Linked DNA regions of Homo sapiens: region 1 is linked to region 2. Evidence: chromatin loops called from intact Hi-C (ENCODE). Cell type or tissue: heart right ventricle. All regions are shown on one strand. Each heading gives the region's core, and the rest is flanking DNA. Links, peaks and the distances in the headings are about the cores only.

The links. A loop is a pair of places that touch in the nucleus more often than their neighbours do. Peaks named below come from ENCODE experiments on the same cell type or tissue, not always from the same donor. Only the 100,000 strongest peaks of a DNase experiment are listed, where the experiment ranks them.
Region 1: a loop joins it to region 2, with 5 times the contacts of the local background. A loop is called at or near these places in 4 of 110 quality-filtered maps.

What each region holds. Positions count from the first base shown.
Region 1 is chr21:46,484,880-46,497,340 of GRCh38, reverse strand. DIP2A (disco interacting protein 2 homolog A) reads right to left here. Exons shown (of 38, transcript NM_015151.4): 3 at 6,622-6,741; 4 at 234-353. Among named protein-coding and RNA genes, the nearest start is that of DIP2A-IT1, 29 kb to the right of the region's middle. In heart right ventricle, for the core only: no CTCF peak of the experiment used is centred there; no DNase peak of the experiment used is centred there.
Region 2 is chr21:46,437,427-46,449,887 of GRCh38, reverse strand. PCNT (pericentrin) reads right to left here. Exons shown (of 47, transcript NM_006031.6): 41 at 11,551-11,724; 42 at 9,686-9,805; 43 at 8,804-9,033; 44 at 7,315-7,391; 45 at 5,940-6,078; 46 at 5,067-5,194; 47 at 4,119-4,604. The coding sequence ends at 4,561. It overlaps LOC124905046 (a long non-coding RNA gene), which reads left to right. Exons shown (of 2, transcript XR_007067915.1): 2 at 1-1,477. Among named protein-coding and RNA genes, the nearest start is that of DIP2A, 15 kb to the left of the region's middle. RefSeq lists a silencer at 725-925 and an enhancer at 5,436-6,355. In heart right ventricle, for the core only: no CTCF peak of the experiment used is centred there; no DNase peak of the experiment used is centred there; H3K27ac peaks cover 1,860 bases.

The DNA.
Region 1 (12,461 bases), core at 1,579-9,578, 48 kb before region 2:
ATCCACACAAAAAGTCTTATAGAAAGCAAGTACCCATTTGGGTAAGAATACTATGTACACCATAGATTTTCAGGTAAGGAATACGAGCATATGCAAACATTTTTAATCTCCAAATGCGTCCAATCTATACTACAGGCCAGACGGATATTCCAACTCAATGGGAAGTAAATAGGATAACATCAGGCCTGTGAAACACTCAAAAAAAAGCCACACTTGACATTGTTTATCAATACCTGGAGGGGTGTAGGTTTCCACAGACGAATGCACAAGGACAGAACGTCTCTTCGAAGGCATAGGCATCTTCCTCTCTTTGTATTTGGCCAAAGCTGCTTGCACGGCTTCAGTGTGGACATCTACACAGGAAGGACAGCAGTAAAAATACTTTTTACAAGACTGTTTATAAAGTAACAAATTAAGTTTCATGTTTTTGTTTGTTTTCAGTGGGGGTAAAAGGAATAGAAGCTCTCTCTGTCTATCCTCACATGTTGGTCCTAGATTTCTTTAAATATTTCTTTGTTTGTAGATCTAACTTTGGAATCTTGTAAATATTTCCTTAGTTATAAATCAAAACTGAATAAAAGAGAAATCCCCAAAATTGAAAATAAAGTGAAACAAATGAGCCTAAATGTGTATCTAGTTGTTGGTTTAAACCATGCTTGTTCAACCCGTGGCCCATGGGCCTCATATGGCTCAGGAGGGCTTTGAATGCAGCCTAATACAAATTCGTAAAATTTCTTAAAACATTATGAGATTTTTTTGCAATTTTTTTTAGCTTATCAGCTATCGTTAGTGTTAGTGTATTTTATGTGTGGCCCAGGATAATTATTCTTCTTCCAACGTGGCCCAAGGTAGCCAAAAGATTGGACACCCCTGGTTTAAACTATTGCAGCTGACTTTAAAACACTGAAGTTAGACTGGTCAACCTCTACTTCCAGAAATATCTAATAAGGACAAAAATAACTGAACAAAAACTTTTAAACTCTCTCATATTGTTGATAGCAGTGAAGGCATTGTCATATAGATTCTTCGTGAGTCCTGTGGGATATGGCAAATGAAAAGCACTTAATAGTCTGATTCTACCATAGCTAGAGCTTGGACACTCATGAGGGAGAGGAGATACAAATGTAGATGAAAGAGGTAGGCTGGACACAGTGGCTCATGCCTGTAATCCCAGCGCTCTAGGAGGCTGAGGCAGGAGGATCGTTTGAGGCCAGGACCAGCCTGTGCACCACAGCAAGACCACATTTCTGAAAAAAAAATTTTTTTTTTTGAGATGGAGTCTCGATCTGTCGCCAGGCTAGAATGCAATGGCGTGATCTCAGCTCACTGCAATCTCCGCCTCCCGGGTTCAGACAATTCTCCTGCCTCAGCCTCCCGAGGAGCTGGGATTACAGGCACCCCCCACCACGCCCGGCTAATTTTTATATTTTTAGTACAGATGGGGTTTCACTATGTTGGCCAAGCTGGTCTTGAACTCCTGACATGGTGATCCGCCCGCCTTGGCCTCTGTAAGTGCTGGGATTATAGGTGTAAGCCACCGCACCTGGCCCAATTTTTTTTGTTTAATTAGGCAGGTGCAGTGGCATGCGCCTGTGGTCCCAGCTACTCAGGAAGCTGAAGCTGGAGGATCACTTGAGCCCAGGAGTTCCAAGGTGCAGTAAGCTATGCCTGTACCACTGCCTCCAGCCTGGGTGACAGAGTGAGAACCCAAGAAAGAAAAAGAGAAAAAGAAGGAAAGAAAGGGAAGGAAGGAAGAAAAGAAAGAGAGAGAGAGGATGGGCACAGTGGCTCATGCCTGTAATCCCAGCACTTTGGGAGGCCGAGGTGAGCGGATCCCCTGAGGTCGGGAGTTCCAGACCAGCCTGGTCAACATGGAGAAACCCTGTCTCTACTAAAAACACAAAATTAGCCGGGCATGGTGGTGCATGCCTGTAATCCCAGCTACTTGAGAGGCTGAGGCAGGAAAATCGTTTGAACCCGGGAGGCAGAGATTGTGGTGAGCCGAGATCACGCCATTGCACTCCAGCCTGGGAAAGAAGAGTGAAACTCCATCTCAAAAACAGAGAGAGAGAGAGAGAGAGAGAGAGAGAGAGAGAAAGAAGAGAAGAGAAGAGAAGAGAAGAGAAGAGAAGAGAAGAGAAGAGAAGAGAAGAGAAGAGAAAAAGCGAAAGAGAAAGAGGGAGGGATGGAGGGAAGGGAGGGAGGGAGAGAGAGAGATGAAGTACAGACCCTGCAGTTCTGAATCTGAATAGATTATGTCACTACAAACAAATGTGGTATCCTGTCTTTTAAAAGTCTGTCTTACCTCTGTACAGTGAAAATGTCTACAAACAACAATCAGCCCAATAGCAATCAGCATCCTAGTGCCCAGACTGTGGTCTTGAAACACCATCCTCACTTAAAAAAAACCCTTAGAAATGGCAGATTCTGGAGCAGGGGAGAAATGCCCAGGATGAACCTAGAACTTCTTATCCTAACAGCCAACCAGGAAATGGTCAAACAACTCGAGCCAATTTGAAGAGATTCCCAATGGCGAAGAATGGGACAATCTGAATATCGGTAAGAATAAATACTAAAATGGACTGAAACATCAAATATGATACTGACAGAAGAAAAGAAGAAAAAGGAAAAGAGGAAACGCAATCAATTGGTTGCCATTGGAGGAGGCCAGTGACTCAACCTATTGTTCTGAAAACTAGTAAATAAATGGAAAGAATTAAATATTCATCTTGACTTTCTTTCCTGTACCAAGTTGTAAATAACAGAAGTTTCTCTTTACGGAAATATTCTGGCCTTTGAGTGAAGAAGGAATGTCAGAATCTAAATTTCACCATTTTGCAGCCCAAAGGAAATCAATCTAAGAACTGAGAAAAATCACTGGTTTTCAAGCACCACAGTGAACAGCCAAGAGTCAGGCCCAACAGGCCTCTTGGTGGAGGAACACAGGGCCACCCATGACAGTCTTGTAAACAGCTGAACGTTGTAACCTGACTTTCATCAAACCTAGTGACCTAAAAAGCATGTCAGAGACACCAAGAGGAACCATCAGACAAACACAGCTCAGCTTCTCCTACAAACTAAGGTTCATAGAGGCTGAAAACACTTACCAACCAACTGCAATGTGTAGCTCTTATTTGAATCCTGGGTCCAAATAAACTTGTTCCTTAGAAGCCATACGAGCAAAAGCCATATGAACATTGGCTGAATATTTGCTATTAAGGAAGTATTTATTGTTAATTACTTTGTGAAAATGGCATTATCTTTTAGAAATACAATCTTTTCAGATACAGAAACCAAGACTATTACGACATCAAAATGACAGAGATCGAGAATATTATGACATCTAAATGAAATAACATATCCGAGATTTGCTATGAAACCATATGGGAAGGGAGGAAGCAGGTAGAGTATAGATTAATCCAAGGCAGGGCATGGATGGCCCAGAATTTCTGGAGCTCGACTATGGGTCCAGGGGAGCTATAATACAATGATGGCCAGTTTTGTAGACGCTTCAATTTTCCCCAACAAATGTCTGAAAACATTTAAAAATCTCACATTTAAATGGCTTGTAGGGCCAGGTTAAACCTTTTCCTACTCAGGAAAGGTGAAGAATTCACACCTAGACATATGATAAAGGAAATTCATGGATATCAAAGACACAGAACAATTCTAAAAGCTTCCAGAGAAAAAGGTAAATCACCTTGAAAGATCAAGAAACAGACTGACAATACTCAGTAGTAACACCAGGCACAAAAAAGCAATAGTTTTGAAGACAAAAAGTGTTAAACCTAGAATTTTATATCCAGCCAAATTATCATTTAAATATGAATATTTAATAAAAATATTATCAGACATACAAGGTTCGAAAAGCATTTCCACACAAGGACTTAACTGAAAACACTCATGGAAAAAGGCACTCACGAAAAGAGAGCAAGAAACAAACTGAGACCCTTGTGATGGATTTGGAAGTTACTGTGATTCCCCTAAACATTATTGCTGTCTTAGAAAAAAAGGAAAATAAGTATAGATTAAAAACAACCTAGAACTAAAAATATAGATAATATCAACCTGATAGGGTATATCAACAGATCCAAAAATACTCAACAAACCCCAAGCACAAGAAACAAAACCAGCCCACGTGCATCATAATCAAATCACTCAACACCAGCATCTTAGTCTGCTCAGTTGCCATAACAAAACAGCATAAACTAAGTGGCTTAAACAACACAAATTTTTCTTACTGGAGACTGTATGTCCAAGATCAAGGTGCCTCATGGTTGGTGTCCGGTGAGGGCTCTCTTCCTGGCTTACAGACATCTGCCTTCTAACCATTGTACTCATAGGTTGATGGGGCAGGGCGGGGGCCAGCAAGCTCTAGTGCCTCTTTTTTTTTTCTTCCTTTTTTTTTTGAGACAGAGTCTCACTCAGGCTGGAGTGCAGTGGGGCAATATTGGCTCACTGCAACCTCCACCTACCGGTTCAAGCGATTCTCATGCCTCAGTCTCCAGAATACCTAGGACTATGGGCATGTGTCATCACACCTGACTAATTTTTGTATTTTTAGTAGAGATGGGGTTTTGCCATGTTGGCCAGGCTGGTCTCCGCCTGCTTCAGCCTCCCAAAGTGCTGGGATTACAGGCGTGAACAACCACGCCTGGCCAATGCCTCTTCTTATAAGGGCACCGATCCCACCGTGAGGGCCCCACCCTCATGATCTCATCTAAACCTAATTACCTCCCAAAGGACCAAACTCCAAATAGCATCCCACCGGGGTTAGGGCTTCAATATAGGAATTTCAGAGAGGATATAATCGAGCCCACAGAACAGTGATAAAGAGAAAAATCTTAAAGGTGCAAGAAGGAAAAAAGACACATTAGATACAACAGAACACAGATAAGAAACAAAGTTGAAGGACTAACACTACTGATTTTAACACTTATTATTAAGGTATGATCATCAAGAGAACACTGTTTTGCCATAAAGACAGACGAATAGATCAATAGAACAGAACAGAGAGTCCAGAAATAGATGCGCGCATTTATGTGCAACTGCTTTTAGAAAAAAGTGCAAAGGGAATTCTCTGGAGAAAGCATAGGCTTAAGGAATGGCCCAGGAACAGCTGACTACCTCCATGCAAAAAAGTAAACTTTTGATTCATACCTTGTACTTACACTAAAATTAACTAAAAAAAAAGATCACAAACTTAAGGGCACTAAAATGGCACTAAAAAACCTAAAACTACAAAACTTGTACAAGAAAACACAAGAGAGAATCTTTGTAATCTTGGGTTAGGCAAAGATATCTTAAACACAAGAACAAAAGCACTATCAATTTAAAAAAATGATAACTTAGACTTCATCAGGATTAAAAACTTCTGCTCTTCAAAAGATACTTTAAAGAAACACAAAGACAAATCACAGCCTGAGAGAAAATATTGGCAAATCATATTTATGATAAAAGACCTGTATTCAAAAGATAAAGAATACACCTAGTATAAACTTCACAAGGGCAGAAACCAGTTTATTAACATCACTTCCATGAGCAGGGAACAGGGTTGGGGAGAAGAGCTGGGACATGTAGAAAATAAGGAGCGGCAGAAAGGAGGAGACCTTTTCTAGGACCACTCTCATGGAAAGTACACATGTGTGCGTGCATCTGCATCCAGGCATGAGGACAACAGTGCTCAGTGAAATGCTGAGGGCGGCCATCTCAGGATTCAGGGGTATCAGGTGATTTTTAACTTTGTCCTTAAATTTGGTATAATATTTTTTATATATTTAACACTAAGCATATATTATTTATACAATCAGAGAAGAAGCTGTTTGCCACATGATAAAGTTTTTTATAAATGTGTATCAAATTGGTAAGACATTATCTGTTCGAATATTTCTTAGACTATTTCTTTACACTCCCTGTTGAAAAAACATTTAAAATCTTAATCTTTGTTTTCAGTATTCTTAAAACAACCATTATCCCTATTAAAATTTTTTCTGAAAAAGGCCTGTCAAAAGAGCTTAAATGTGAAGAAAATATACAACCACACAGTGGTGAAAATATTAAATAGATAACGTGCTCAAGTTATTAATATATAAACTATAATAGAAAATGTGAATTTTTTTCAATGGCCATTCTATTGATTCAAGTAAAACATCAGAGACAAATTTAAATATTCATAAAAGCACTGCCAAACAGAGTGGCAGAAATCTAATTGGAAGGAAATCTCCAAAATTAGAAAAAGAAATACTAAAACACCTGCACCTAGCAGTAAAGCTGCTCCATAAAGCACAAAAATTATTAGTATCAACTTCAAAGTAAAAAGTGTACAAAAGTTTTAAAGAAATTATTCTAGTAAGAGTGAGAAGAAGACTTCTCTAGAGAGTTTTGTAGGCATCCCCTAAGAAAGTGCCACTAAAGCTACACCATACATTAAAACAGACTGTGGTTACGTGAAGGTTAAATGTTTTTCTTGAAAAAAATATGATGATGTACATTACTGCTTATGTGAAAATAATTTCTTTGGCAGATATTGTGGCAAAGGAAAAATAACTGGAAGACTTCATGGCAAGAGTCCAAGGGCTCCAGGCCCGTCCACCTTCCCCACTGCCTAGGCTGTGACCCTACCTGACCGGAAGCGCTCATCCCTCGAGGCGGTGGGCCGAGACTTCTGCTGCTTGGGTGCAGCGGCCGTGGTTTGTGAGGGCCCAGGAATTCTATTCTCTGCTTGCAGAGATGGGTCTATTCCTGAAACACAATTTTATGGGAATACCTTATGTGAACAATTTGCTTTTCCAATTATGAAAAAGTCCATTGAAAACAGCTTACATTTCTCATCTGTTGCATACCCTCTATCAAAGAGCCTTTAATCTGGAAGTCAGTGATAGACGCATAAATGCTGTGGGTTAAGGGCAACATCCACTTCCGTGCTCTCCTCTCCCCACATCACCCAGCCCTGCCTCTCATTCACCATCCGCATGAAGGGTGATGATCAAACAGCTGGCCCTGTACCCTTGGCAGCACAGTACATGGCAGCTCACATCAGGGGTGGGAGCCGTGGTAGAAAGCCCTCCCAAAGCCCACCTCTGAATTACGTTTCCAAGTCTGAAATGGTCCGTGCTGTTCGTCCCCAGCATTGTTCTACAGTGTCGGTAAACCCTGAGTGAGAAACAGCTCACCAGACCACCACTGGGGTCCACCAGTAGCCCTCTGATACAAACAGGAAAAAAGTGAAAAGTCAGAGAAAACAAGAGCGAGAGGGGCATTAGAAAGATGGCGTCAGGGCCCAAAGTGCTGAGAGGCTGGGACCTGCTCAGGCCGGGCCAGCTGCCCTCGCCGCACCACCCACTTGCTCCGCCTCCAAATCAGGGCAGATCAAGGTCACGCTGCTGCTCTCCACACTCCCTCACCAGGACCTCCACTCTCTGGGCAGTGGTCCCCTGGTCACAGATGCCCTCAAGACACATTACGGTGAGCGAAGGAATGGGGAACAGTTGTTCAAGTCACTGAACAAAATCCCTGGTATCATTTGAAGCCAATTTGCTGACATTTGCAGACAGCACAAAGCAAAACCTGCAGCTGTGCTTCAACAAAAATATGCATTTAGCTTTAGCCTTTGTTTCAAAATGTTTCATAAAATTGGCCAGCAGGAATTGCAGTCCCGCTGGCTCCTCCAGCCCTTACCACTCCCTGAAGAGGCAGAGTCCACGCTGCCTCAAACCTGGGCAGGTCAGTGACTGCCCCAACAAGCGCAGTGTGGCAGAAGTGATGCTGTGTGACTTCCAAGGCTAGTCGTGAAAGGCGACACGGCTCTACCTGGCTCTGTGCAACACCACACACCAAGTCTAGAGTGTTAAGCCCCCCAGTGGAGGGGCCACATGAGGACAGAGGGAGACACAGGCAGGGGTGGGGAGCCAGGTGCTCGGCAGCAGGAGTCTCCCCACCCCAACAGCCACAGCTGTGACTGAGGAGCCCTCACAGGATGTTGGCCCAGGACTTGAGCACCCAGCTCTGGCTCTGTGGACAGGGACAAGGTAACATTTGAGCTGGGCCTACACTGCACATTTATGAGCAGAACAGATGCTGCTGATGTTGTTCAAGTACTGTGTACATTTTGGGGTGGTCAGTTATACAGCACTGGAGAATGGGAACACTCTCTACAGAAATCAGTATTAGCCCTTCAAAATGTGAGCATACACATGTACATATACATCCACACACACATCCACACACACACCCACACACACACGTGTGTTTGTGTGTGTCTGTGTGTGTATATATATGTACAAAATACATAATGAGCAGAATCCCTACTGGCTTTTGGCTTTTTGTGACTGGATAAAACAACTTTAAAGTTCACAACGGACAATACAGAGTCTTACACCTTATGGATGATAAACAAGCATGCTGTAAAGTGACATATACACAGACGGACTTCCTTACACTTGTATTCCAAAATATGCATCCTTTTATTCTTTGAGATAGATTCATTTATTCAACAAAGATAGATACAAAACCCAATGTGAAATTATTGGATGAAGGAGTAGATATATTTTTAACTTAACAGATATGAAGAGATAACTTTCCAAAAAGGTTACAGTAATTCACACTCCTACAAGCAATGTATGAAAAGTGCCATTTCTCCACTCTCTGTCAGCACTAGATGTTATAAAAAGTTCTAGAATTTTGCCAATGTGATAAGAGAAAAATGGTGCCCTTTAATTTGCATTTCCATATCTACCACTGAGGTTGAACATAATTTAATATTTATTGCCCATCCACATTTCCTCTCCTTTGGATTTCTGCTACTTTACCCAACTAAAGACCCTCACTAAAAGACCAGGAAGCCTCACTCCTTGTCTGCTGTGGACACCCTGAACTGTGTACACATACAGAGCTGTGGCCTGGCGAGTAGCAGCTCAGTCATTCTGAAATGTTCTCATTTCTAGGGAGCCTATCGCACCTGTCCATCTTTTCTGTTCTAGCTCCCAGGTCTCCTATCTTGCCTATGAAGACAATTCCTACTCAAAGGGGTGTTCAAATAGTCTCCTGAATTGTATGTTTTTATAATTAAAAACATATTTAGAACTTTAATTATTCTGAAGTTTATGTTCACTAATGGTGGGGAGGAGGAAGAGGGTTCTTGCCTGCAGAAGGATAGTACCAGCTATTAAATTAACCCTTCCTCCTTCATATCCTCTCAAATCACTTCTGGACTTCTTTTCTTCCACTGACTGGGTCGTGTACTCTGTACACTGGCATCCTCCTGTTGTGACTATAAAGCATATACAATCAGGTTTAGTAACTCAAATGCCAGTCCTTTATCACCAGTGTTCTTTTTCAAAAATTGATGGGCTACTCTCAGAACTTTGCCTCTTCTAATGGGTCACTTCCAATCCTAGGTTTAGGAAAACCTCAGGCCTGGTATTCAGACTGGACTACATTATGTTCACACACTAACTTGAGATCTGCCAGTTTTATAGGATGTATTAAGTTTTTCCAGTTAGGAAACTGGTATGTTTCTTCATATATTAGGGTCTTGGTTATTTCTTTCAAATAGATTTTACGATCCTAACGTAGGTTCTGTCTTTCTTACCAAATGCATTAATAAGCATTTGACAGTTTGTTTTCATTATGAATAAGATTTTTTCATATTTGAAAACAGAAATATTGCTAGAGAAAAGCCGCATATTTGCCTTCTATCTTCATATCAAACCAAAATCACTTACTAATAGTTACATGAGCAGTCACATGAGTTTTTGAGGTATAAAATAATATCACCTATATTTAAAGATGATTATCTTTTGTTCTCTAATATTTATTTATTCTGCTTTGTTTTCCATCGCACTGCATCAGCTGTGACCACCCAAATAATGTGTAATAAGAATGGGCATGGCCAGCATTTCTGTTTACCCATTTGGAATGGAAATGGCTACAGTATCTGGTTGTTTAGTTTGATGATTGCTGGTGATTTTGGACAAATGGGCTTTAGAGATATTTTAATAGTTTCCTTCAATCCCAATTTTACTCTGAGTTTGTTTTTATTTTGGGTGAATAAATATCAGCATATAAAGAGCCTCGTCAATCTTCTTGTTGTTGTTGATCTGTTATAAAATATATCATACCAATATAGGCAATACAAAGCATGTATGCAGTTTAAGAATATTATTAAGAAACAATCAATGTAACCACCACATAGGTTATGAAATAAAACACTCAGTGCCTTAGGGGTCCCTGTGGCCCTCTCCAATTTAACTTCCATGAGGAAATGGTGTGCTGGCTTCTGTGAAAACCATTTCCTTCTCTTTCTGGACTCACTACACCAGCTCTCTAAATATTAACAGATCGGTTTGGCGTCTTTTTTTAAGCTTGTATTGGCTATATGCCTTTGTAATTGCTTCCTTCATCCTCACGATGTTTACAAGATTCATTCTTGCTGATGCATGTAGGTCTTTAGCTTTCCGCTGTATGAATTCTGTTGATGGGTATTTGAGTTCTTGGCAGTTTACAGATATAATGAACATTTTTGTACAAGAGAATAAGGTGCAAACAAATAGGAGTTTCTCTAGGGCAAATATGTACCTGAAGAACTGCTGCACCTCTTCAACTTTACTATGTAATACTAGCTGCCTGCATCCTACTGATTGAATCCTCTCCAACAGGACAGATGGCTGTGGTTACAATGTGCATTGCTCTGATTACTAGTGAGGTTAAACATCTTTACATTTGCTCATTGGCTATTTGGATTTCCTCTTATGAAATAACCTATTTGAATCTTCATCCATTTCTCTACTAGACTTTTCTTATCATGTTGGGAGACTTTCTGGCTATTAAGTTTAAACTAATTAAATTAAGGGAAGGTGTGGTGGCTCACACCTGTAATCCCAGCACTTTGGAAGGCTGAGGCAGAAAACTCGCTTGAGGTCAGAAGTTCAAGACCAGTCTGGGCAACATAGCGAGACCCCATCTCAATCAGTAAGCTGGGCGTGGTGGTGCACACCTGTAATCCCATGTACTCAGGAGGCTGAAGTGAGAGGACTGCTCAAACCCAGGAGTTTGAGACTGCAGTGAGCTATGATCACACCACTGTGCACCAGCCTGAGCAACAGAGTAAGACCTTGCCTCTTATGTGCAATCATCATACATGGCTGGTGTTTCATATACTGGACAATGCAGTCAGAGAACATGTCCGTTACTGCAAGAAGTTCTACTGGACAGCACTGCTCGGTACATTCTGGATACTAGTTCTTTAGTTCTTTTTTTTTTTTTTTTTTTTTGAGATGAAGTCCCACTCTGTCGCCCAGGCTGGAGTGCAGTGGCACAATCTCGGCTCACTGCAACCTCCACCTCCCAGGTTCAAGTGATTCTCCTGTCTCAGCCTCCCGAGCAGCTGGAACTACAGGTACGCACCACCATGCCCGGCGAATTTTTATATTTTTAGTAGAGACAAGGCTTCCCTATGTTGGCCAGGCTGGTCTTGAACTCCTGACCTCATGATCCCCCCACCTCAGCCTCCCAAAGTGCTGGGATTACAGGCGTGAGCCACCGCGCCTGGCCTCTGGATACTACTTCTTATTTGTGTTACAACTATCTTCTCACACTCTGTAGTTTGTCTTTGCAATCTCTTTATGATGACGTTTGAAAAAAAGTTCTTAATTTTAATGTGGTCCAATTAATCAATCCTTTCCTTTATGGTTCCTGCTTTTTGGTACCTTTAGTGACATCAAAAAATCCTTCCTATCTTGAGATGGCAACAATCTTCCTGTAAGATTTTCTAAAGGCTTTAAAGACCTTTCACATTTAGGCCTAATACATCTGGAACCGATTTTTGTCTCCAATGTCATGTGTTTCATATATGGATAAAGAACTATGCCAGCACCATGCCTGCCACACCACCATTCCCATGTGCAAAGTCCGCACACATATGCATTTGTCTGAGCTGTCCAGTCTGTCTTAGTGACAACGGCTTTAATAATAACTCTTCATATCCTGGTTGGGCCAATCCTCTCACCTCATTCTTTTTTGAAAATATTTTGGGTCTCTTGACCTTTTATACTTGGATATACATTTTAGAACTAACTCGTTAAGTTACACACACACACACACACACAAAACCTATTGAAATGATGAATGCACTGAATCTACAAATCAATCTAATGTGGGAAGAACCGACATCTTTACAATAGATGCTCTAGCCCTAGTAAGAATTGTGCCAGGTTGTTCATAATCATAAAAATAAAATAAATCCTCTTTGGGAATGAGATCTGAGATCTGTATCAAGCCAGAGCTTTAAATTATAATCTATGCCTTTGGATTTTATTATTTAATATTAGAGGCATATTTTTCAAGACCAGCCTGGGCAACACAGCGAGACCCTGTCTCAATCAATAATCAACATATACCAGTGTTTAAAGTTGGTTTAACATTGCTAACAAATGTTAAACTCTAAAAACAATTTAAAAATCACA
Region 2 (12,461 bases), core at 2,390-10,389:
GATCAATAATCCAATCCATCATGACTATGTAATGAGGCCTTGATAAAAACTCTTAGCCAATGAGGCTTACAGAGGTTCTGGGTTGTGCTGTGTTGCGGGAAGTCAGGGACCCCAAACCGAGGGACCGGCTGGAGCCGCGGCAGAGGGACATAAATTGTGAAGATTTCATGGACGTTTATCACTTCCTAGTAATACTCTTATAATTTCTTATGCCTGTCTAATCTCAATCCTGTTATCTTCGTAAGCTGAGGATGTATGTCACCTCAGGTCCACTGTGATGATTGCATTAACTGTACAAATCGATTGTAAAACGTGCATTTGACGAGGCCAGGAGATCAAGACCATCCTGGCTAACACAGTGAAAACCCGTCTCTACTAAAAATACAAAAAATCAGCCGGGTGTGGTGGCAGGCACCTGTAGTCCCAGCTACTCGGGAGGCTGAGGAAGGAGAATGGCATGAACCTGGGAGATGGAGCTTGCAGTGAGCTGAGATGGCGCCACTGCACTCCAGCCTGGGCGACAGAGTGAGACTCCATCTCAAAAAACAAACAAACCAAAAAAAAAAAAAAACGTGTGTTTGAACAATAATGAAATCAGTGCACCTTGAAAATGAACAGAACAGCGATTTTAGGGAACAAGGGAAGACAACCATAAGGTCTGACTGCCTGTGGGTTCGGGCAAAAAGAGCCATATTTTTCTTCTTGCAGAGAGCCTATAAACGGACGTGCAAGTAGGAGAGATATCGCTAAATTCTTTTCCTAACAAGGAATATTAAGACCCTAGGAAAATAATTGCATTCCTTGGGGGAGGTCTATAAATGCTTGCTCTGGGAGTGTCTGTCTTACGCAGTTGAGATAAAGACTGAAATACGCCCTGGTCTCCTGCAGTACCCTCAGGATTGTTAGGGTGGGGGAAAAAACCACTCCCTGGTAAATCTGAGGTCAGACTGGTTCTCTGCTCTTGAACCCTGTTTTCTGTTGTTTAAGATGTTTATCAAGACAATACATGCACAGCTGAACATAGACCCTTACCAGGAGTTTTTGATTTTGCCCTTTGCCTTGTGATCTTTATTGGCCTCAGAAGCACGTAATCTTTGTTCTCCCTTTTGCCCTTTGAAGCATGTGATCTTTGTGACCTACTCCCTGTTCGTACACCCCCTCCCCTTTTGAAGTCCTTAATAAAAACCTGCTGGTTGTGCGGCTCAGGTGGGCATCACGGTCCTACCACTATGTGATGTCACCCCTGGCAGCCCAGCTCTAAACTTCCTCTTTGTACTCTATTTCTCAGACTGGCCGACACTTAGGGAAAATAGAAAGAACCTACGTTGAAATATTGGGGATGGGTTCCCCCGATAGTGCTGGGAGGGCAGCACGCCTGCAGTGGACACAGAAGCTCTGAGCCCCATACCTGTCCTGCTCACCTCTTCCATTTGGCTGTTCCTTTGTTGTACCCTGTATAATAAACTGGTAATCCCAAGAATAGTACTTTGCATCATTCTAGTAAATTATTAAACCTACAGGGGTGGGGCTGAAAACCCCACAAACTTATAAATTGGCTGGGCAGAATTGCGGGTAGCCTGGAAACACCACTTGTGGCTGACGTCTGACGTGGAGACTGAGTCCTTAGCTTTTAGGGTCTGTGCTGACTCCAGGTAGTACCAGAATTGAAGGACTTTAGGCCAGGCACTGTGGTTCACGCCTGTAATCCCAGCACTTTGGGAGGCCAAGATAGGATCACTTGAGCCCAGGAATTCGAGACCAGCCTGGGCAACAGGGAGACCCCCCATCTCTACAAAAATAAATTAATTAAAAATGGAAGGACTTTGTCCTTAACTTGTGGGAACTGTGTCCATTCTGACTCTAGGTAGTGTCAGAATGGAACTGTAGGACAGGCAGCTCGTGTTAGAAAAGGAGACAAGCCTCCAGCAGGTCAGGGAGGCGGCAGCAGGCAGCATGAACGGTAGCCCAGGCTCCCATGCAGTTCTCCAGCTCTGCTGTCCCCCTGCATCTATCCATTCCTATTCTGCATATGAATTTGCTTTTCCCGCCCAACACTCATTTGCAGACTTCCCAAATTCCTAATTCATCATCGCTTCTAACCAGAAAACTCTTCTGAGAGCAAGTGTGGCTCTAAGCATGTGGTTGTACGATGCCCTCATCTTACCCCAAACTCCTATCAGTCAGAAGTAGCTTGCTTAGTGGATGGTGGAAAGGCCTCCCGAAGGCTCAGTTATGATGCCAGATTGGAGACAATGCCCTGTCAATATGGATGTTATAATACAGGATGTGGTATAGGCTTTAACTGAACAATACCTAGTGCTACTTCTCCCACAGCCAGCATATGCTGGCTTGGAAACCTAAGGGCTGCAGATAGGAATGGCCCCTCTTACTGTTATGCCAAGTAACCCCAGAAGGAATTTTTGCTTCTCATCTTGTAACTCTGAACTCCACTGTCCCAAGGGAGGACTGCTTCTACCAGGTACGACAATGGTGGTATTTTGAACTTTGAACTAGCAGTTGAGACTGCTGCCTGAGCCAACACCCAGGGATGGAGTTACTGCACTAACTGGTGCTATTGATCCCAATTTTTGAGGGAAACTGGGTGGCTCATACACAATGAAAACAGGAACATCCTTATCTGCAATCTAGTGTCTTCACTGGCACCTTTTGGTACCGAGGACTTTCGGCTCAGTGCAGCCTCCGCCTCCTGGGTTCAAGTGATCCTCCTGCCTCAGCCTCCCGAGTAGCTGGGATTACAGGGGCCTGCCACCACACCCGGCTAATTTTTGTATTTTTAGTAGAGACCGGGTTTTGCCATGTTGGTTAGGCTGGTCTCAAACTCCTGACCTTGTGATCTGGCCACCTCGACCTCCCAAAGTGCTGGGATTACAGGTGTGAGCCACCACACCCGGCTGACAGCTTCTTGGCTTCAAGCTAGAACAGGCTCCTCACATTCATGTCCCATTGTCTTTGATGAAACGAGGGCAGTTAACTGTAGAATAGCCCATGTTCATCTTTTTCCTCATGGTTTCATTTATTTTTCCTTCAATAAACTATAAGTTAGGGCTGGACACAGTGTCTTGAGCCTGTATTCCCAGCACTTTGGGAGGCCAAGGCAGGAGGATCACTTGAAGCTAGGGGTTCAAGACCAGTGTGGGCAACAGAGTGAAACTCCATCTCTACTTAAAAAAAAAAAAAAACAAAAAACAACTAGCTCAATGTGGCAGTGCGTGCCTGTACTCCCAGCTACTCGGGAGGCAGAGACAGTAGGATTGCTTGAGCCAGGAGCTTGAAACCAGGCCGGGAAACAAAGTGAAACCTTGTCTCTAAAAGAAATACGAAAATTAGTGCCAGGCGTGGTGGTGCGCACCTGTAGTCCCAACTACTCGGGAGGCTAAGCAGGCGGATCATTTGGGCTTGGTAGGTCAAGGCTGCAGTGAGTTGTGATTGTGCCACTGTACTCCAGCCTGGGTGACAGAGCGAGACCTTGTCTCTAAAAATAAAAAAATTATACCCATCTAGTACATTTTTGGATAAAGGGTCCTTGGCTAGGTATTACTGTCTAGTCTAAGCGAGTATGAGTGAAACATAAAAAAGCACAGCCAGCCGGGCGTGGTGGCTCACACCTGTAATCCCAACACTTTGGGAGGCCGAGGAGGATGGATCATTTGAGGTCAGGAATTCAAACCAGCCTGGCCAACATGGTGAAACTCTGTCTCTACTAAAAATACAAAAATTAGCTGGGCCTGGTGGTGGGCGCCTGTAATCCCAGCTACTCAGGAGGCTGAGGCAGGAGAGTTGCTTGAGCCCAGGAGGCGGCGGTTGCAGTGAGCCGAGATTGCACCATTGCACTCCAGCCTGGGTGACAGAGGGAGACTCCCATCTCAAAAACAAAAAGCATGGCCATGAGAGGTGGATACATAGTGGCAGCATCTTTAAAAAAATAAGAAACCAAGTAAGAGTAAACAACAGTCAAGTGGCTATTCAAGAATGCTCCGGGTTCCACTGAAAATTTTTGACTTACGAGTTTAACATAAACTCTCTGCTCAATTTTTTAGTCAGTGAGAAAGGCAAACTGATAAAATGGATAAAATGGAAAAAAAAAACAACACAAGGGCTATTCACAAACAAAACAGTGATTAAATTTTATTCCTTTTTGAGTTGTTTTGTTTTTATTTTTAAATGAAGTTTCCATCTGTACACGTTAAGAAAATAAACAAAACAACAGGAAGCCATTCTCTGTGTATCCTCCTTGGAGGCAGGAAGGATGGATCTGCCGATAGGCACACAACAGCACACAGCCAGGGCTCATGGGAGTGAGTGCCCGTCACCTCACGAAGGTCATGGGCCTAAAACATACGGAGGCTCCATAGAAAATGCTCCAGCTGGCTTTGCAGTCATGCATAAAGGTGAGGACACTTAATTCAAGGCATCTGGGGGCTGGTGTCACCGCACATGAAGAGTAGTGCCCATGCTGTCCCACGAGCTTCCTTGGGAAAAGGGAAAAACAAATCTTTTCCTCAAATAGAATTGTCGCAGGAAAGAGCCATGACATTTTATTCACTGTTTAATCATCGGGTGGCAGGATTTCTTTGAAGTAGAATCTGCATATAAATAAAAATGAGGCAGCAAATTGGTTACAAGGCTTCACAGATTTTTTGAAAAGAATTCCACAATTTTGAAACACTATCACTGAATTCATGTAAATTTTGGTAAAAATATGAATTATACAGTGGTTTAAATTATGATATTTAAGAAACACTGAACAAATTATATCCTGGTCGAAATATAATCTTTATGTTCGCTATCAATGTAAGAGAAAGGACAAAAAAGTCCAGACGGTGATTAAGTCAAACTGACCTCAGCACGTATCACTGAGTACACTGGCTTAGACTTCTGTGAGATTCTTCACTTGTAGCCTCTATTCTAATACTATTAGTGACACTGATTGTTCAGACTGAAACTTTGGTTACTAAGCTGAATACCAGCCATCTTTCAACAGACCCTACGTTTCCAGGGTACAGTGATAATCAGCTTAATAAATACTCGGCGAGGACTTGCATTACCTGGTAGTACCCCTCCCAATCTTTGCTGGATCACTTCTAAATGGTGAATATACTCTGTCAAGGAATGTTCTGGATCTTGAGAAGCAGTCAGGGATCTTTCTAATCTTGAATTTGGGGATGGAGTGGCTCTTCAAACAAATTACCACACCAAGAGAAGAAAAAAAAAAAAAAAAAGAGTTGAGTTTGACAGACGGAGCCATGGTGACTGAGTGCAGAAGAAAGGCACCAGCCCCGCCAACCAGACCCGTGGGGATGGGTGACTCTGGGGCCGTTTCCTTCAGATCCCTCATTACAAAAAGTGTCACAGAGTGCTTTAAAAGCTTCTGTGCAATGTTCCAGAGTTGAGTATATTACTTTGCTTGCTACATCTTCGACGATGTATCTATTACCCAACCTGGATTCTGCACCAGGTCTCACCTGCCTTTCCTGATCTTCCCAAACTGTTTGTCAGGGTGATACCTGCCCCACTCAGTCCTCACCTCAGCTGTCCTTCCTCCTAGCCTTCCGCCAGGCCCAGGGAGCACCAGGGGTATCCCTTTTCCCTCTCCACCCAGAGCTTCCAAGTATCTTCACGGCAGGGAACATGCCTTCTTCACCAAGGCACATCCCTCACAAAAGGAGCCCTCGGCCACCATTTACTCTTTCACTAAAGATGGCAGCACCGGGCTCTCGGGCACCAGAGACACCAGAAAAGCCAGGTCCTCCCCCAGAACAGGGCGGGACTTCTTGGCCCTCACGGACTCACGCTGGAGAGTTTCCTGCCTTGCCCTGGGCTGGGCCAAAGCCAGAACTAAAAATGCATTTCTCTGAGGCCCTATGTAGGCTGGAGGGAGAGCCCTGGCAGGAGACGGGGCCTGAAGGCATCACACTGACCTTCCCCCACTGTGTGGGGAGGCTGCTGCTGCCAGTCTGCGGCCTCTGGCAGGGTCCCTGGTGTGGCCAGAGGGTACATCCCGGGTTGGGGGGGACTCTCTGGTTCTGGGTGGAGACTGCGGCTGTCGTGCTCGGGGCCCTTCCCCAGAATTATTTAACAACCAAGGGATTAGGAAAATAAATGAATGCATTTTAGTAAAGGCCCATCTATCAACAGTTTAAACGTATAAGCTTTTAAGAGCCTGTATGGCAATTTTAAGACATTTTTAAAGTGCTCAAGGTACAATATCTTTTTAAAAGCTTTGGAAGAAACCTGAGCTTTGACTATCTGCATCTGCAGGGGTAGCCCGTCTCCGGGGGAGTGCGGGGCAGGGGGGTCTCAAGACCTGGGTGGGGGTCCTGCCTCTATCCGCTCTGAGGAGCTGGCTCAGGAGGGAGGGGCAGGAACCCTGGAGACCACCAGGTGTGACTCAGAGGGGCAAACTTTCCTGATGGCTTGAAGGCTGAATCAAAGCATTTTAATTTCAAGAAGCAACTATTAAAATGTGGAGTCAACACTGATACAGCTGCCAGGCGCAGTGCTCATGCCCACAGTCCCAGGTACTGGGGAGGCTGACACAGGAGGATGGCTTGAGCCCACGAGTTCAAGGCTGCAGTGAGCTGTGACTGTGCCATTGCACTCGAGCCTGGATGATAGAGCAAGCCCGTCTCTTAAAAAACAACAAAACAACAACAACAACTTGGTAAGGCACTTCCAGGAATGCCGAGTCATGGTGCCAGTCGGCGGTGGTTCAGGCAGCCTAAGCCCCACAGGCCCGGAGCCACACACCCACCCCGCGTTCTCTGTGCTGCGTGGGAGGGGCGTTCTCTGCACACAACGCCTGCCGCTCTGGGACAAGAGCCCCTGGAAATGCCCTGCTCTGGGGCTGGCTCCTTCAGCACTAGTGCAGCCAGCTGTGCTCTCTGCTGTAGGGGGCAATGGCTCGGCAGAGAACTCCCGAGACAAAGATGTGAGTGAGCCAGAAATAAGCATGATGCTCTACAAGGAAAGAGACGTGAAGTGAGTTTCAGTTGATTTAAGGAATAAAAAAAGACCATTTTGCTAAACACTATTAAATAATCAATATATTGAGCATCTCAGTGTTTCCCATCGCCGTACGCCCCTGTGACCTGTGTTCATAGCTAACATGAGCTCTGACCTCCCTACGCCGGGCGCGCCTTCCCTCTGGACGACTGCTCTGACGGAATTCACGGATTTTCTTACCGTGCTTTATTACGTCCCCATCAACACTGAAAAATGACCCAAAGTGAATGAAAAACAAGAGTAGAAAGAAAGGTTTGTGAGTCCAGCGGTCAACAGCAGCTGGAGTCCCACCTGGGCGAGGGGCTTTGCCTTGTGCCAGAGCTCCTTTCCGATCTACTTCTTGCCATTTCTTAACCAAAAAACGTAATCTACAAAAAAAAGAGACAAGACACACTTAAAAGTACGGCAAGACAGGAAGGGAAAGAGCAATGAAAACCCCACTGTGACCAAACAAGCAGAATGGGGGCCTCGCTGCCCATGGGGACCAGGACGCCAAGGTCGGCCAGTCTGTTGACTCGGGCCTGGCATGCCGGGTGCACACATCCAAAGTGCTCGCAGGGCTGCCGGCGGCGGCGACCTTCCCATGCCCAACCACCTGACAAAGCCTCACTGCGGCCCCACCGTGGACCATATGGTCCCCTAGACACCCACCATGGCCCAGCTCAGGACGACTCCAGTTCAAAGTCAGCCGGCCACACCAGTGACTAGGAAACACATGCCGCTCCCGCCTGGTGTGCAGGACCCTCCCATCTTCATCCTGTCACAGATGCCACTGGACAGGCTCAGAACACGGAGACCCCAGCCCTCGCAGGAGTCCGTCAGATGGTGAGCATGCAGAGTGCAGGTGACGAGGGCATGCAGGTCAGTGTGCAGGGCCCCAGACGCCCTGCTAGGATGGCCTTCGGAACAAGCATCATGCCTGTGGCTTCCCTCCTTTGAGGCATAGCAGACACTGCCGATTCCTCCATAAGACCTGTCAAGGCCCCTTGGTGGCAGCTACCCTAGGCAGTGCCCTCACAGGGACACAGAGACTGCTCCTTTCTGGGACACCACTGCCTTCAAAAGATCTCCCCTCCTCGACAGGAGGTAGGATCTGGGTCTGCTTACCTCCCCTATCTAGTGCCTAAAATGCTTCCTCCTGCAGGGTGTTCTCCCCATGAACACAGGATGGACAGATGGGTGGGTGGAAGGATGGACGGTGGAGGCCTACGGTCAGGGGAGCTCAGAGACGAGGAGACAAAGTGCCCCAGGACCAGAGAAGCTGAGAGTACAGCAACCCAGGAGGCCTCGCCTGCACCCCACTTTGGCCCAGCCTGCAGCCGCGATGACTGAACTGGCTCGGCACCTGGTCTCTGAAAGGAGCGGGATTCCTAGCTGCTCTCTGCTGCATCTGCTACTCCAGACAGGCCCGCGCGTGGCCTTGGGAAACACCTCTGTGGCATCAGGGAGCAGGCACAGCCGCACAGTGTTTAGGGGGAAAAACAGTTTTAGAAATTCAGCACGTTCTTTGTGGCACGAAACCCATTAAAAGTCAAGATGTTCCTCTGTAATACAAAGGTGCCCTTAAATCTTTAGTTTTAGAAGGTGAGAGATTCATACACATGACTTCTTGAAGACAAGTTCATCATCTGTATTTTCTCTAAGGCCTCAAATGCCATTCATCTTTAAAAAGAACATATTATGGAGTTTCAAGGAATAAAATGACCAAAAAACCATGCAGTGTGCTGCCCACTCACGGAGACAGACGCGGAACGCACTGACTGAACGTCATGGCATTTACCTTAATATTGCAATGACCACCCTGACGGCCGTGCGGAACCTGGTGAAAGGACGAGATGTGATTTTCCGTTCTGCTTTGGAAGGAAATACCCCCAAATGGGCAATCATGGAGAGTGTTTCTTGTTCAGAATCCTGGAATCCACCAATCAACAGCAAAAGATACTTCTTTTGATAAATCAGAGCTTTTCTAAAGCTCTCTGCTCTCAAGTAATGCAGGTACAATTTTTCCATCTAAAAGAAAAAAAGCAGTAAAATTTTATCATAGGAAACAAAGACTGTCTTGCTGACAAAAGCACATTAACACCATTGCTCTTTCCAAAGAGTCAGATTGTTTTTTCCCATCAAATCATCACAGAGCCATCGGCCTTCCAACAGTATCTGTGGCCAGAAACAACCTTGCTGTTGGAAGATCAATTTGTGTTTGTCAGACAAGATCTAGGACCACAAGCTCCTCTCCACAGCATCATCAAATGAGCCCCTATGAAGCTTCTTGCATTTCACCCCTTAGGTAAGGTCCAAACTGGGCATGAGATGGACGTCACGGGGTGGGGACCGTGTGCCATCAGGAGACTGCAGCAGATCTTGGGCCGAATCCCGGCAAGCCCCTGGGCCAGGCCTCCCTCAGGCTGCAGAGGCCGCCATTTGCTGACTTTGTCAAAGCCTTCCACGTTCCACGCTTAACAAGCACAGAAACTCAGTATTTGTGCACAATTAAAACAAAATTCAAGCCGAAGTTTATTCTGTGAACGTCCTTTCCTTTAGTGATGTGACTGCTACACCCGGCAGACGAGAACCTTGTGGTCACAAAAATGCTTTGCCTGCAATTTGCAAACCCAGGACTTAAAAAAGCACCAAAGTTCTATACTCGTGGCACCGTTCCTACCTTGACATTGCTGGTGTGTGCTTCCTCGCTGGCAGCTGGTGGAAGCCGGCCGGGGTCTGGGCGCCTCAGGGAACTCTGTGGAGCCGTTTCGTCTGGCTTCCAAGCAGACCTTTCCGACCTCTGTAAGGAAGCACAGCCAGCGCTGTCTACAGAGCTGCTCGTCAACAAGAGCATCTTAGAGACGCAGCCGGGGGCAGGTGAGGGAGAAGGCCATGTGCGGGGAGGCCAGGCTGACCACACCACACCTGGCCCCTCCTCAACTTCAGCACCCCCTCAGCAGGGCCTAGGTTACGCCGTGCTGTGATCAGCCAAAGAATTAACATGGAGTAATTACGACATGCCACTTGCTGAAGTATGATTGCAAAAAAGGTACATTTTAACAGAAACAGAAAACCAATTCTTTGTAAAATCACCCCAAATTCAAAGCTTTAAGCCTTAAACACTCTCATATTCTCCGGTCCTAGAAATGCCAACCACTGGTAACTACAAGCACAGTCAACTCTCGACAGCTGTGGGTTCCACATCCATGGATTCAACCAACTGTGGGTGAAAAATATTCAGAAAAAACGATGTGTCTGTACCAAACGTGTGCTTCTTTTCTTGCCCCTACACCCTAAACAATACAGGATGACAACTATTTACGTGGCATTTACACTGAATGAGGTGCTGCAAGTGATCTTAGAGATGACTTAAGAGTGTACGGGAGGACGTGCACAGGTTGCTGCTGACACCACTGCAGGTCAGGAGGCTGAGGCAGGAGGATCCCTGAACCTGGGAGGTCAAGGCTGAAGTGAGCTGTGACTGCTCCACTGCACTCCAGCCTGGGAGATGCAGCAAGGCCCTGTCTCAGAAAAAAAACCCAAAAAGTGAAAAAAGCCAGTTTAGGAGGTCCCAGACGGGCTGGTTCCACTGACACACCTTTCTGGGAGAGAGCCAGGGCCTGTGGCAGGCGGAGATGCCTGCTGCTCTTTTTGGGGGGGCCATCGCTGTGTGCTCTGTGAATGGTGGTTACTTATGAAGGTTACAGGGATGTGTGTGTGTGTGAACTTGTATGACACTACACCAGGAAAGGGCAAATTTTACTGTATGTAAATTTAAAAATAATTTTTAAAAAGTTATAAAAAATAAAGCAAATCACAAACAAAATAGCCTAAATACAAAAGAAAAAAAAATGAGACATTCCGGAAGATAACTCTATCCAACTATACCATTATGAAAATTATAAGTCACTTTAGGCCGGGCACGGTGGCTCATGTCTGTAATCCCAGCACTTTGGGAGGCTGAGGTGGGCGGAATCACGTCAGGATTTTGAGACCAGCCTGGCCAACATGGCAAAACCCCATCTCTACTAAAAATATAAAAATTAGCCATGTGTGGTGGCGGGCACTTGTAATCTCAGCTACTTGGGAGGCTGACACAGGAGAATTGCTTGAACCTGGGAGGTGGAGGTTGCAGTGAGCTGAGATCGCACCACTGCACTCTAGCCTGGGCAACAGAGCAAGACTCGGTCTCAAAAAAAAAAAAAAAAAAAAATTATAAATCACTTTAACTAAAACTCTAAATTAGATCAGATTATAATATTCTTAGTCAAAATACCCTTTTATGAACATGCACCAAACATCAAGTAGCGGTCAGGGTCAGTGAGGACGCCGTCTGTGGCGGAGCTGGAAGTCGGCTGAGATGTTCAAACATCCCACAACATTTAGCAAGGCTTCAGACAGAGGCAACAGAGCCTGGCGGTTAGGGAGAAGGTGACGCCCACATCCCCAGGTCCCTAAAGGGAGCCCGGCCTCTTGTGGGGTGGAGCTGCTCTGGACCATGGTGGGTTAGGCTGAGGCAGGTAAGAGTTAAGCACAGACACCTACGCTTGGGCTGCAGCCCTTCTGCAGATGGTGCTTCAGCAACTTCTCAAGCTTAGACACGGCTCTGCTCAGCTCCAGCTTCTCCTGGGTCACCGTGCTGAGCGCTTTTGTGAGGGAAACATTGTCTTTCAGCAGGACGTCCACAAACTGGAACTGCAGCTCTGCTGCCATTTTTTTCTTGGAGAAAAGAAAATAAATTTGTAAGAATTTGTTGTTAAAGGGCATGAACATTACTTGTGTTTTTTGTCAACAGTTATTTTTAGGGATTGTAATTAATGTGTCTGGGGTTCAATGAGAAGCTTGTGGAGCTGGCAGAAAATTGTAAAAGTCATTGAATCACAGACTTTGCACGCAACTGGCTTGTATGAACAACGCAGGCCTGTCACAAAGCATAGCCCGTTTGGTTGTTCTAACAGCACTGAAATTAACAGGTGGCTGGACCGTTGTTAGTTCATCCCAAGGGGGCGGATGTGAAGCCCCTCAAAACAGGTTTATTACTTCCACCATCAAAAGGACGTTCAGCCTGTGGAGGGTGGGCACGCTGAAAGGTCACCAGGGCCCAACACAGGGGGCAGGGTGCACCCCACCCACAACGACGTTCAGCTGGCGGGGCCAGAGGGTAAGCGGCGCAGCTCCCCTGCACCTCACATGCGTGGGCTCCACGATCAAAGTCATGATTTCATAAATGCCACAGAACACACATCAAGAATTTATACCAGCAGCCAGATTCCCACCTCCTTCAGAGGCAGCTTACAGTGAGCTCAGACTTTCCAAGGAGGACTTGGGTTTTTGTTTCTAGCAAAGGCCGTCAACGCAAACACAAAGCCAGCAGGCTGGGCCAGGTGGAGGTGAACATCGGCCGCCAGCACCAGAGCAGAACCATAGCCCCTCCTGACCAGCGACCTGCAATGTGT